Linked DNA regions of Homo sapiens: all the other regions are linked to region 3. Evidence: chromatin contacts called from ENCODE Hi-C or POLR2A ChIA-PET data. All regions are on one chromosome and are shown on one strand. Each heading gives the region's core, a stretch centred on a gene start or an enhancer-like site at or near the end of the contact. The rest is flanking DNA. Distances are from core to core; before and after follow the strand shown. Region 1 has its middle 67 kb from the start of LINC01948. Region 2 has its middle 33 kb from the start of C5orf67. Region 3 overlaps C5orf67 (chromosome 5 putative open reading frame 67).

Region 1 (3,021 bases), core at 520-3,019, 120 kb before region 3:
TTAACCAGTTTGGTGTCTAACTTTGCACTCTTATTTCAGAATTACTTCCAATGACTATCCACGTGATGGTTGTCATACTCTTCTTTATTCCAGCTTTGTCATTCTGCTTCTTCTCTCGTTGAGTTAAATAAATCTTTGACATCTGCTCACTATATGTTTTATGAGAGTTAAGTTTTTAACTTAAAAATAATTATACTTTGACAAATCTTAGAAGTCGACTTGGTGTAATAGGTTTAATTTGCTGATTAACAAAGATGGCTTATGATGTATCTTTGTTAATATTAAGAACCTGAAAATCTTGCAATTAGCATTCATAATTTTATACAGTGTATTTTATACACTTCTCTGCATAAGAACACTGATAAGAAATAACTAAGAGGAACCGGCATTTTGTAAACCATTGAGTGAGTTTTGAATAAGGTTAGCGACAGAACCAAATAATTTTTTAATTTGCAAGAAATGTTCTGCTACTCTGCAGAACTGTTCTTCCCTGCACCCATCTAATTGTGAAATTCTTGCAAGGCTTCAAGTCAGGAAGCATTTCAAATAGAAAGAGGAACTTTAAAAAATGTGCCCCTGGGGAAAGATTTTCCCCCTTCTCCTCCCCGAAAAGGACTCATAATTCATTTCAGCTGCTTTGTATTTTCATGGCATCATTTTTTTAAATAGCAATAGAAAATTGAGACTTTATGGGAGAGGCATCAAATATAGGGCTAAATGTTATTTTGTCTTGGTAAGGCCTAGCACAGGATTTTATTAGCTGCTGATATTTTGTGGGAATCCTGAAATATCTAAATTAATTGTCTTCTTTAAACATTTTTTTTTTTTTCTGAGACAGGGTCTTGCTCTGTCTTCCAAGCTGGAGTGCAGTGGTGTGATCATGGCTTACTGCAGCTTTGACCTCCTAGGCTCAGATGATCCTCTGGCCTCAGTCTCCTGAGTAGCTGGGACCAGAGGCATGCACCATTACACTCAGCTACATTTTAAAATATTTTTTGTAGAAACATGTTTTTGCTATGTTGCCCAGGCTGATTTTGAACTCCTGAGCTAAAGCAATCCTACCACCTAGGATTTTCAAAGTGCTGGGATTACAGGCATGAGCCACTATGCCACCGCGCCAGTACATGGATCTCTGTACTTGCCTGGGCAAGGGGGTGAGAATCTGTCTCTACAAAAAAAGTTTTTAAAAATTAGCTGGATGCAGTAGCACACACCTGTAGTTCCAACTACTCAGGAGGCTGAGGAAGGAGGATCCCTACAGCCCAGGAGCTCGAGGCTACAGTGAGCTATGATTATGCCACTGCACTCTAGCCTGAGCCACAGAGCAAGACCCTGTTTCTAAAAAAAAAAAAAAGATATTGGGGTCAACCATCACTCCTAGTCTCTCCATGCATGAGAAACTTCACCTCTAATATAACTCCTTATAGTAGGTTCTCCGACACAAAGTAGTTCTTCAGTAAAGAAAGCCAGTTGCCTTTGCCCCGTGGCTGTCTCACTATGGACCTTTGCCGCCTGTGCTATCCGAAATCCTCTGATGCTCTTTAGTCACTCTGGTTTAGCCTCCTGCTATTAAGGCTGACTGTCCCCAAACCCACAGTAATGAAATATTGGTCATTAATATATTGTTAAGTCGTGGCAGCCCCTGCATCAATATTAAATAATTATGGTGTGCTTGAGTGCTTACCATGTCCTAGGTCGCTGACAGGGTATGATCGACCAATAAGACTGAGACAGGAACTACAGCCATCACCCCATTTCCCATGACAAACAGCAGGGCTCTGAGACTGATGAAACTTGCCCCCAGGAGAAAAGAGGAAGCAGCAATTGGGCCACGCCTCTCTACAGAGTTCTTCCAGTTGTTGACTCTAAACTTCTCACCCCCAAGAAAGTTTCACAGAGAAGTAGATTGCACAGTCTTAACACCAGCCTGAGCCTTGGGTCCAGCTTCTTATCTGCAGTCCAGTCTACTTCTCAGGAATGTCTTTCTAGGCCATTGTTTACATTATTTCAAAACCAAGGAGCTATGAAATTTCTGAGAGTCCTAAGCCTGGAACCTAAAGATTGCAATTCAAGGCCAGAATTTGCCTTGTTGTCACTGTCAACTCACTCTTCTCTTTATTATCTGCTAGCTTTGAGGGCTTTTGAATTCTTAAGACACATCTTAACTCTTTTCTTGGAGCTTTTAACATTTTCAGATTTTTAAAAATAGTTTTGTTCTTTCTTTGTCCTTAGATATCTAGTAATGCTTTCTCAGACTCGGTCAAGTTAACTCTTCTGGGATTTCATTGTTTTAACTGGCACACTGTGGGAGGTCAGTGTGTGTGTGTGTGTGTGTGTGTGTGTGTGTGTGTGTGTGTGTATGTATAAAACAGACATCAAAGGTTTCAGGAATTATTGGTCCTGTCAAAATTCTGAGTAGCTCAGCTCATATTTACTCATGCACCTTACTCTTCCAGCTCGTCTGCACTTCTTCCTTCTGGTTCTTATGTTGGCAGGTGTATTAGTAAGGGTTCCCTGGAGGGACATAACTAATAGGATATTATATATATAAAGGGGAGTTTATTAAGTATTAACTAACATGATCATAAGGTCCCACAATAGGCTATTTGCAAGCTTGAGGAGCAAGGAGGGCCAGTCCCAGTCTCAAAACTGAAGAACTTGGAGTCCAGTGTTTGATGGCAGGAAGCATCCAGCACGGGAGAAAGATGTAGGCTGGGAGGCTAGGCCAGTCTTGCCTTTTCACGTTTTTCTGTCTGCTTAGCCAGACAGAAAATTAGCCAGCAGCTGATTAGATTGTGACCACCAGATTAAGGGTGGGTCTGCCTTCCCCAGTCCACTGACTCAAATGTTAATCTCCTTTGGCAACACCCTCGTAGACACACCCAGGATCAATACTTTGCATTCTTCAATCCAATCAAGTTGACATTCAGTATTAACCATCACAGCAGGGCAAGAGAACACACAACATGATATTATCACAATATTTTTACCACAGCAAACTTAAGGTACCCCATCCACACA
Region 2 (3,337 bases), core at 1-2,500, 100 kb after region 3:
AAAGGGTATTGATGCCCAGTTTCAACAGACCTTTCTCACATTCCTGATTCAGAAATCTTACCTAATGTGTATTAGGGTTCTACTGAAATCGGTCTCAAACACCTTATCCAGCAACGTTTGAGAAATCTCTGTGCTACTTGTCCTGCCCACCCCAACCTCAAGCCTTGTCTTCCAGAATGGCTCCACAAAGAGGAGAGAACAGAGACGGATCACCACCAGAGCCTGAGAAGAGGGCCTGTGAAAACTGCCCTCCTTCCAATCAAAAAGGATTTTTTTTTCCTGACTGCTATGTGAATAGAACGTTAAAAACTTGAACTTTGAGCTGTGATCCAATACCTGAAATTCCTTTCATTCCACAATTAAAGATAAGGCTTTCAGTGAAAACACAGCAGGAATGAGCATTCCCCAGACTCTTTAATGCCCAGGAAGAGATAAATGACTGACGTGGGCCATTTCTTAGAGATGGCTTTGGAGGAGGAGGAGGGAAAGGAGAGGTCAAGTGTACTAAAGGAAGAGTGAGCACAGGAAAATGAAAGGCTAGAGGCTTTGAAGAGAATCTCTGCCCACTTCACCATCTGCCCTGAACAATGCCAGATCTAATTGCTTCCAGAACTGCTCCTCACTTTAAAAAACAAAAATCTCCTTTGACCACAAAGCCAACTGCTACAGGTTTTTAAGTGGACAAGGATGTCTTTGGGTGGCATCTACCCAGATGAAGATGAATAGGAAATAGATCCTTATCCAGGTATATTAGAAAGCGACTTCAAAACATGTAATAAATTTGTGCTATCAATCATTATATTACCTCATGAGGTAATATATATGAATATAGCCTTTTCAACTGGGGAGTTCAAAGTGAAAAAGGAACCATAGATTTGTAGAAAACAGCAAAATCAGCTTCCCAAGCACTCAGCAGAGTATCATATGTAATAGAAATCACACACACACACAAAAAGATAAAATCGATACACAGGTTAAAGGAATTTCCAGATTGGTATGATTGTTTCCATAAGTGAAAAAGTGGAATTAAGGATGATATTGAGAATGTGGTAGAATGCAGTCCCTTTTTATTTTCTGAGGAGGTGGGGTGGGAAGCCATTGAGAAAGGCAGAGAAAAAGAATGAGGATTGTGCTCCTGTTTACACACAGCCTGGGTTAATGTGTAATTGACAAGATTAATGGCTGCATAATAATTGCCTCTATTGTTTACTGTCTGGATGGTGGCCAGCCACCTTCCCGCTCTGCCCACCAATGGGTTTGGGTTTGTAAGGAATGCAGTCAGTGGCTGATAGGGTCTGTGTGCCAGGTGTAACCTTGCTAAAGAAGACATTCAAGAATCATACAGGGAGACCTGGTGAGGTTTTGCCATGGCAGGGCATGCCTTCTTCTTGTTGTAAATAGTCTAACTTCAAATCTGCTAGGTGAGCTGTATCAGAACAGGGCCAGGCTTGGCCTGACCTAACTGCTCCACCTGAGAAAGACAAAGAAAATAAAACCTCAGGATGTAGAGAAAGGTCTCATTTCTGTCCTGGCCATACTGTGAACCAAAAAGCAGAGTGTTCCTCTGTGCCATTCCTCGCACTGTCCCGGGCTGTGCTGGGAAGTGCCCACCTTTCCCCCACAGGGATGCACAAATACCTTCCTCCCCACTCTTCCCTGATCTGCTTTCTAAGCTCTTGCCTCTTGTGCACTGTGAGACAAGCAAACAGACCAAGACTCTGGGTCATGAACCCCAGACAGGATTTCCATGGAAAGGTACCATGCGTCCAACCCTTCTCCTGCTGATCTTGTCTTGTCTTGCCTCTCACAGGGACCAGCATGGTTTTATGTACAAAAACAAGAGCTACGTAATTCTCACGTGGCCTTGTTCTCAACTGGGTCACAAGTGTTCTTCTTGATTACCTCAACCTTTGTGGTTTTCCATTCCCTAACAAATCAATTTTAGAGTCTTGACGTCTGAAGAGGCCCTCCTAGGGCTGGTACTAGTCTACCTTTCCTGTCTTCCCTTCCAGCCCAGCTTAGACTGCTTTACTGTGCAGCTCTATTCCTCCTTCCTTCCACCTAGAAGGTCTCCCTGCTACCCACTCTCTCTCAGTATATTCAAATCTAATCCCTCTGGTGCAGACTCCATAGTGTCTCCCTATTATACACTCTCACATCCTTTGTGCTTTTCCTTCATAACACTTACCCCTCCTGTCATTAAGTAATGATTTGTGCAGTCATCAGTGGGGTGGCTCTCTCCCTTGCTAGACAGTAAGTTCCTAAAGACAAAAACTGCACATGCTGTGTTCTGTGATACCTCTCTAAAAGAGGGTCTTTAGTATGTGCTTAAATCAGTTGTCAAGTTAATAACTATATGAATACATGCAAAGACAAGTTCAAAATTTTCACTTCCTTGGTGAGCTCAACCTTCAGCCTCTCCAGCTGGGTATATTCTTGTTAGTCCATCTGAAGTAACAGGGGAACTTTGTGCTTCCCTGGCACTATCATTTCCCTGTTTTATTATCAGTATCTGGGCTTAGTCTTATCTCTCGTGCTTCTCTAAGCCTCCTTGAGAGCAGGGACTCTCATTCATTCTGTGTGTGGCTCACAACTCCGAACACAAAATTTTATGTAGCTGGGAGTAAAAAACTGTCAGCCAAGTAGTGGGCTATTTGTTTATTCAGTCAGTCATTCATTTGATGTCTATAGTCCTACATTCTGTACACAGTCCTACATCCTCCACACACTACTTCTTCTATATTAAAATAACATTTTAAAGAATTTTCCCCAGTCTACAAATCTTATCATTTCAGAATCTCAGCCATACAGCATATACTCTTTCCAGGGGCATTCCACTCCAGTCTGCAGTCTTGAGTTTAAAGACATTGACATGGTTTGGCTCTGTGTTCCCATCCAAATCTCATCTCAAATTGTAATCCTCATATGTCAAGGAAGGATCTGGTAGGAGGTGATTGGGTCATGGGGCGGTTTCCCGCATGCTGTTCTCGTGATACAGAGGGAGTTCTTAATGAGATCTGATGGTTTAAAAGTGGCAGTTTCCCCTGTGTGCGCGCTCTCTCTCTCTCTCTCTCCTGCTGCCATGTAAGACTGGCCTTGCTTCCCCTTCTCCTTCCACCATGATTGTAAGTTCCTGAGGCCTCCCAGCCATGCAGACCTGTGAGTCAATTAAACTGCCTTCCTTTATAAATTACCCAGTCTCAGGTATTTCTTTATAGCAGTGTGAAAACAGACTAATACAGATATAAAGTCAAGGCATGAAGGTGCTCTATGTTTTTGACCACAGACAGCAGAAGAGGCAAGAGGCTGGAACAGTAGAAAAATAGAGGCAGCAAGA
Region 3 (3,202 bases), core at 617-3,116:
GCACACACACAGAGGTAGTTAAAAGTCTTTAACAAGGGCTGTAAATAATTGTCCTCAAGGCACTCTACGGAGAACTCACTGACACCCATGAAAGGATGGAGCAAGTTTATGTTACACAGATGTCAGAATAATGTTGTGGCTTACTCTCTATGGAGCTTGGACCTCTAAATTAAACTGAAACAACCCTTGTGATCATCCTCCCAGCCGTGATTTAACTGCAGTCCCTCATGGAAGGAAACCAGTCTGGACCTAGAGGAAATCAAGCTGTTGTCTGAAAGGCTGGATGCAGGGGCTGAGTGAGCACAGGCTCTGTCAGTACTGATCCCAGTGAGCTTGTCACAGGCATCTGTTTCTGCGGCACGACATAGAGTATTTGCCAAAGGAAGTTGGGGACTTCTTAACCAGTGACAAATGGCTCTCTCATCTCTGAGCTCATGTGGCACTTTTTACCATTCATCTTTAGGGAACCAAAGCAGTAAACATGTCAAGTAACCATTGTAGTGCCCAGTGGCTAGAACACACCCGACCCATAGTAGACACTCAATGTTTCATTAAAGAAAGAATAAATGCATGGGCTTCTCTATTCCCCTCTCACCACGGGGAAGCTCATACTTCCAAATATTAGGATGAAGTGCCTTCTTACCTGGCCTTCTGGGACAGCTCACAGAACACCGGCAACCACTATTGCTTACCTGGAAGCTTTGTCCAGGCACCTGGCATCATAAGTCTCAGGCTCCATGGAAAGAGCCCACCTGGATCTGGAGTTCTGCATGGGGGGTGGGGGGGAAAGAAAAAAATGCTTTAAAATCAGAGAAGGCCTTGTGTTGCATCTCAGTTCTGTGACCTTAGACCTATGCCATCCAATATGGTAGCCACTAGCCACACGTGGCTATTTAAATCGAAATCAAATAAAATTAGATACAATTAGAAACCAGTTCCTTAGTAGCACTAGCCACATTTTCAGTGCTCAATGGCCACATAAGGCTACTGGCTTCCACACTGGACAGCACAGACATAGAACATTTCCAACATTGCTGAAAGCTCTACTGGGTAAGCACTGCCATAGACAAATCACTTAGCATCTTTGAAGTCTCAGTTTACTCATTTGTCAGTTGGATTGGATGGTAACCAAGGTTCTTTTTTCTGAAAATTTTGGAAAGTCTGGAATCCACACCTATTCCCTTCGAAGTGCTAGAATATGACTGGTTGACGAATAATTAGAATATAAAATGGCCAGAGAATAATGACAACAGAAGTTTAGCTACAAGCTTGGTGCAACAGTTGGAGAAAGGGGAGAAATTTGCTTTGACCTGGTACTTTGCAGACTCTCACTATGCTAAAGTCACACCTTGTCTTTCACCCCCTGCACTTATAGCCCCGCTCCCAAGCCCTTCCCCAGCCTCAAAAAATATATTCAACTCCTTGAGCCTACTCTCTGCTAGTTGGCTAAACTGATCAACTAAGTACCACTACATTTTAGTGTTGATGCCCAAAGGGTTCAAATGATAGCTTAGCATGCTGCAGGGCAAGAGCACAAGCCAGGATTTAGCAGAGCTCAGAGCTAGACCTTGACCTGTCACCATGCAGCTGGTAACTTTGGATAAGTCACCTGCTGGGGCACAATTTCTTCATATGTAACATTATATATAAGTCTAAGGACTTCAAGGTCATCCCCAAATCCAAGATTCTAGATTGTAGCATTAGGGTTTTCCATTGCACTGGCCAGTTTGCACTGGCCATGAAGGGATTAGCAAGATTGTCTCTAGAGTGATGAGGAAGGTCTCATAGAATAGGCGTATTCCCCTTCCCAAAGCCCTAGGCTAGGTAGTACAGTGCAAGCTGCCCTTGTTTCTAATCGAGCTCCCTCCTGCAGATGAGTCACTCAGCAGAAAAGGTGTGTCCAGGCGCCTGCCTGCCTCGGCTCATTAATGGAATTCCTTATATGGCACTTGTTTTTCTGACAGGCAATATGTTCTTGGAAATGAAGCTTAAGTCAGGTCTTCAGGTGACATTCAGAGAACATTTGCTTTGTTTTGTTTCACAAAATGTGGTCTCAAGGCTAACAGTCCTTTCACCAGGAAGTTTCCTCCTGGACATGTTCAGCTGCCACAGAAATAGTTCAGATTCAGGGCCAAAAGCAAGGGGCATAGTGTGCCCTACTCTCTCCCACAAATAATCCCATGTTCTCTGAAAAGAGGGCACCACGAAGGCAGAAGCCCAGACAACTGGAGCCCTGCTGTAGCCAGTGTCTCTGCCAGGGTGGTGTGGAGATGCAGAGTCCTGCACGTGGTCTTCCCTTCCTTCTCTCTCTTCTTATGGCACATGGGCTGCTGCAGTGCAGAAAGGCTTGGTGTGTCCATGCTGGCTGGACAAGGACAATGAGGGTATGGCCATATTCCCAGAGGGGAGTTTGGGTCAGCATGACCCTGTACAGTGAGGGTAGCTCACTCTGCTCACAGACTGAACACAGGACCTTCTGCCTGCGCCCCCACCCTCCATCTCTGGAGAATGCTGGCCTCTCTTAAGTCAAGACCGAGATGCCCCAGCCCCTGGCAATAGAAACTGTTCACCCTGCCTGCCTGAACCTGGAGTTTTCCAATACCATGCATGAGGGCTAGTTATGTGTCAGGGGCCATTTCATGCCTCACCGCATTGTCTCTGAGCCTCATGGTCACCCTGCAAGGTAGGTATTATTATCTTTCCTACTTTACCGATGAGAAGAATGGGGAGCATGACTTACCTATAGTCACCCAAACAGACAAGTGGCTGAGCTGGGACCAGAACTAGCTCTGGGAGGCTTTGGTACCCATGCTCTGGTTCTTTGAAGACTGGAGCCCTCCTAGAATAAATGAGTTTAAGGTTCAGCTATTAAGTTTGAAGAAAAGTCTAGGAAGGGAAATATATTTCTTTCCTATTGCTGCTGTAAGAAATTGCCACAAATTTAGTGGCTTTAAAAAACACAGATTTATTCTTTTAGAATTTTGGAGGCTGGAAGTTCGAAATAAATTTCAGTGGGCTAAAGTCAAGGTGCCAGCAGGGCTCATTCCTTCTGGAGGTTCTAGAGGAGAATCCATTTTCTTCCCTTTCTATCTACAGGCTGTCTGCATTCCTTAGTCATGTATCCAAAGGCCCTTTTGCCATATAAGGTAACATAGTTACAGGTTCTGGGGATTAGAGAATGGATACCTTTGGAAGGCATTTT

Evidence for each region. A loop is a pair of places that touch in the nucleus more often than their neighbours do. ChIA-PET counts read pairs that join two places held with the same protein, here RNA polymerase II (POLR2A). Pooled maps may share reads with other maps.
Region 1: a loop to region 3 is called in a map of DLD1, with 5 times the contacts of the local background. The contact joins two enhancer-like sites. A Hi-C loop is called at or near these places in 1 of 168 maps with a recorded cell type or tissue (DLD1). POLR2A ChIA-PET finds 5 or more read pairs at or near these places in 3 of 52 experiments (MCF 10A, activated B cell and activated naive CD4-positive, alpha-beta T cell).
Region 2: a loop to region 3 is called in a map of Caco-2, with 10 times the contacts of the local background. The contact joins two enhancer-like sites. A Hi-C loop is called at or near these places in 3 of 168 maps with a recorded cell type or tissue (Caco-2, Calu3 and PC-9) and 2 of 50 pooled maps. POLR2A ChIA-PET finds 5 or more read pairs at or near these places in 4 of 52 experiments (MCF 10A, OCI-LY7, PC-9 and 1 more).

What each region holds. Positions count from the first base shown.
Region 1 is chr5:56,413,707-56,416,727 of GRCh38, forward strand. No RefSeq gene overlaps it. Among named protein-coding and RNA genes, the nearest start is that of LINC01948, 67 kb to the right of the region's middle. RefSeq lists an enhancer at 1,629-1,678. Within about 2 kb of position 1,770, at least 16 of the 41 ENCODE cell types and tissues checked have a DNase peak (open chromatin) inside an H3K27ac peak, as active enhancers do.
Region 2 is chr5:56,637,186-56,640,522 of GRCh38, forward strand. No RefSeq gene overlaps it. Among named protein-coding and RNA genes, the nearest start is that of C5orf67, 33 kb to the left of the region's middle. RefSeq lists enhancers at 100-669, 277-571. Within about 2 kb of position 1,251, at least 7 of the 41 ENCODE cell types and tissues checked have a DNase peak (open chromatin) inside an H3K27ac peak, as active enhancers do; they include PC-9, where a contact is called at or near this core.
Region 3 is chr5:56,532,390-56,535,591 of GRCh38, forward strand. It overlaps C5orf67 (chromosome 5 putative open reading frame 67), which reads right to left. Exons shown (of 6, transcript NR_161255.1): 3 at 2,741-2,839; 4 at 693-766. Among named protein-coding and RNA genes, the nearest start is that of LINC01948, 52 kb to the left of the region's middle. RefSeq lists an enhancer at 1,812-2,364. Within about 2 kb of position 1,867, at least 4 of the 41 ENCODE cell types and tissues checked have a DNase peak (open chromatin) inside an H3K27ac peak, as active enhancers do; they include PC-9, where a contact is called at or near this core.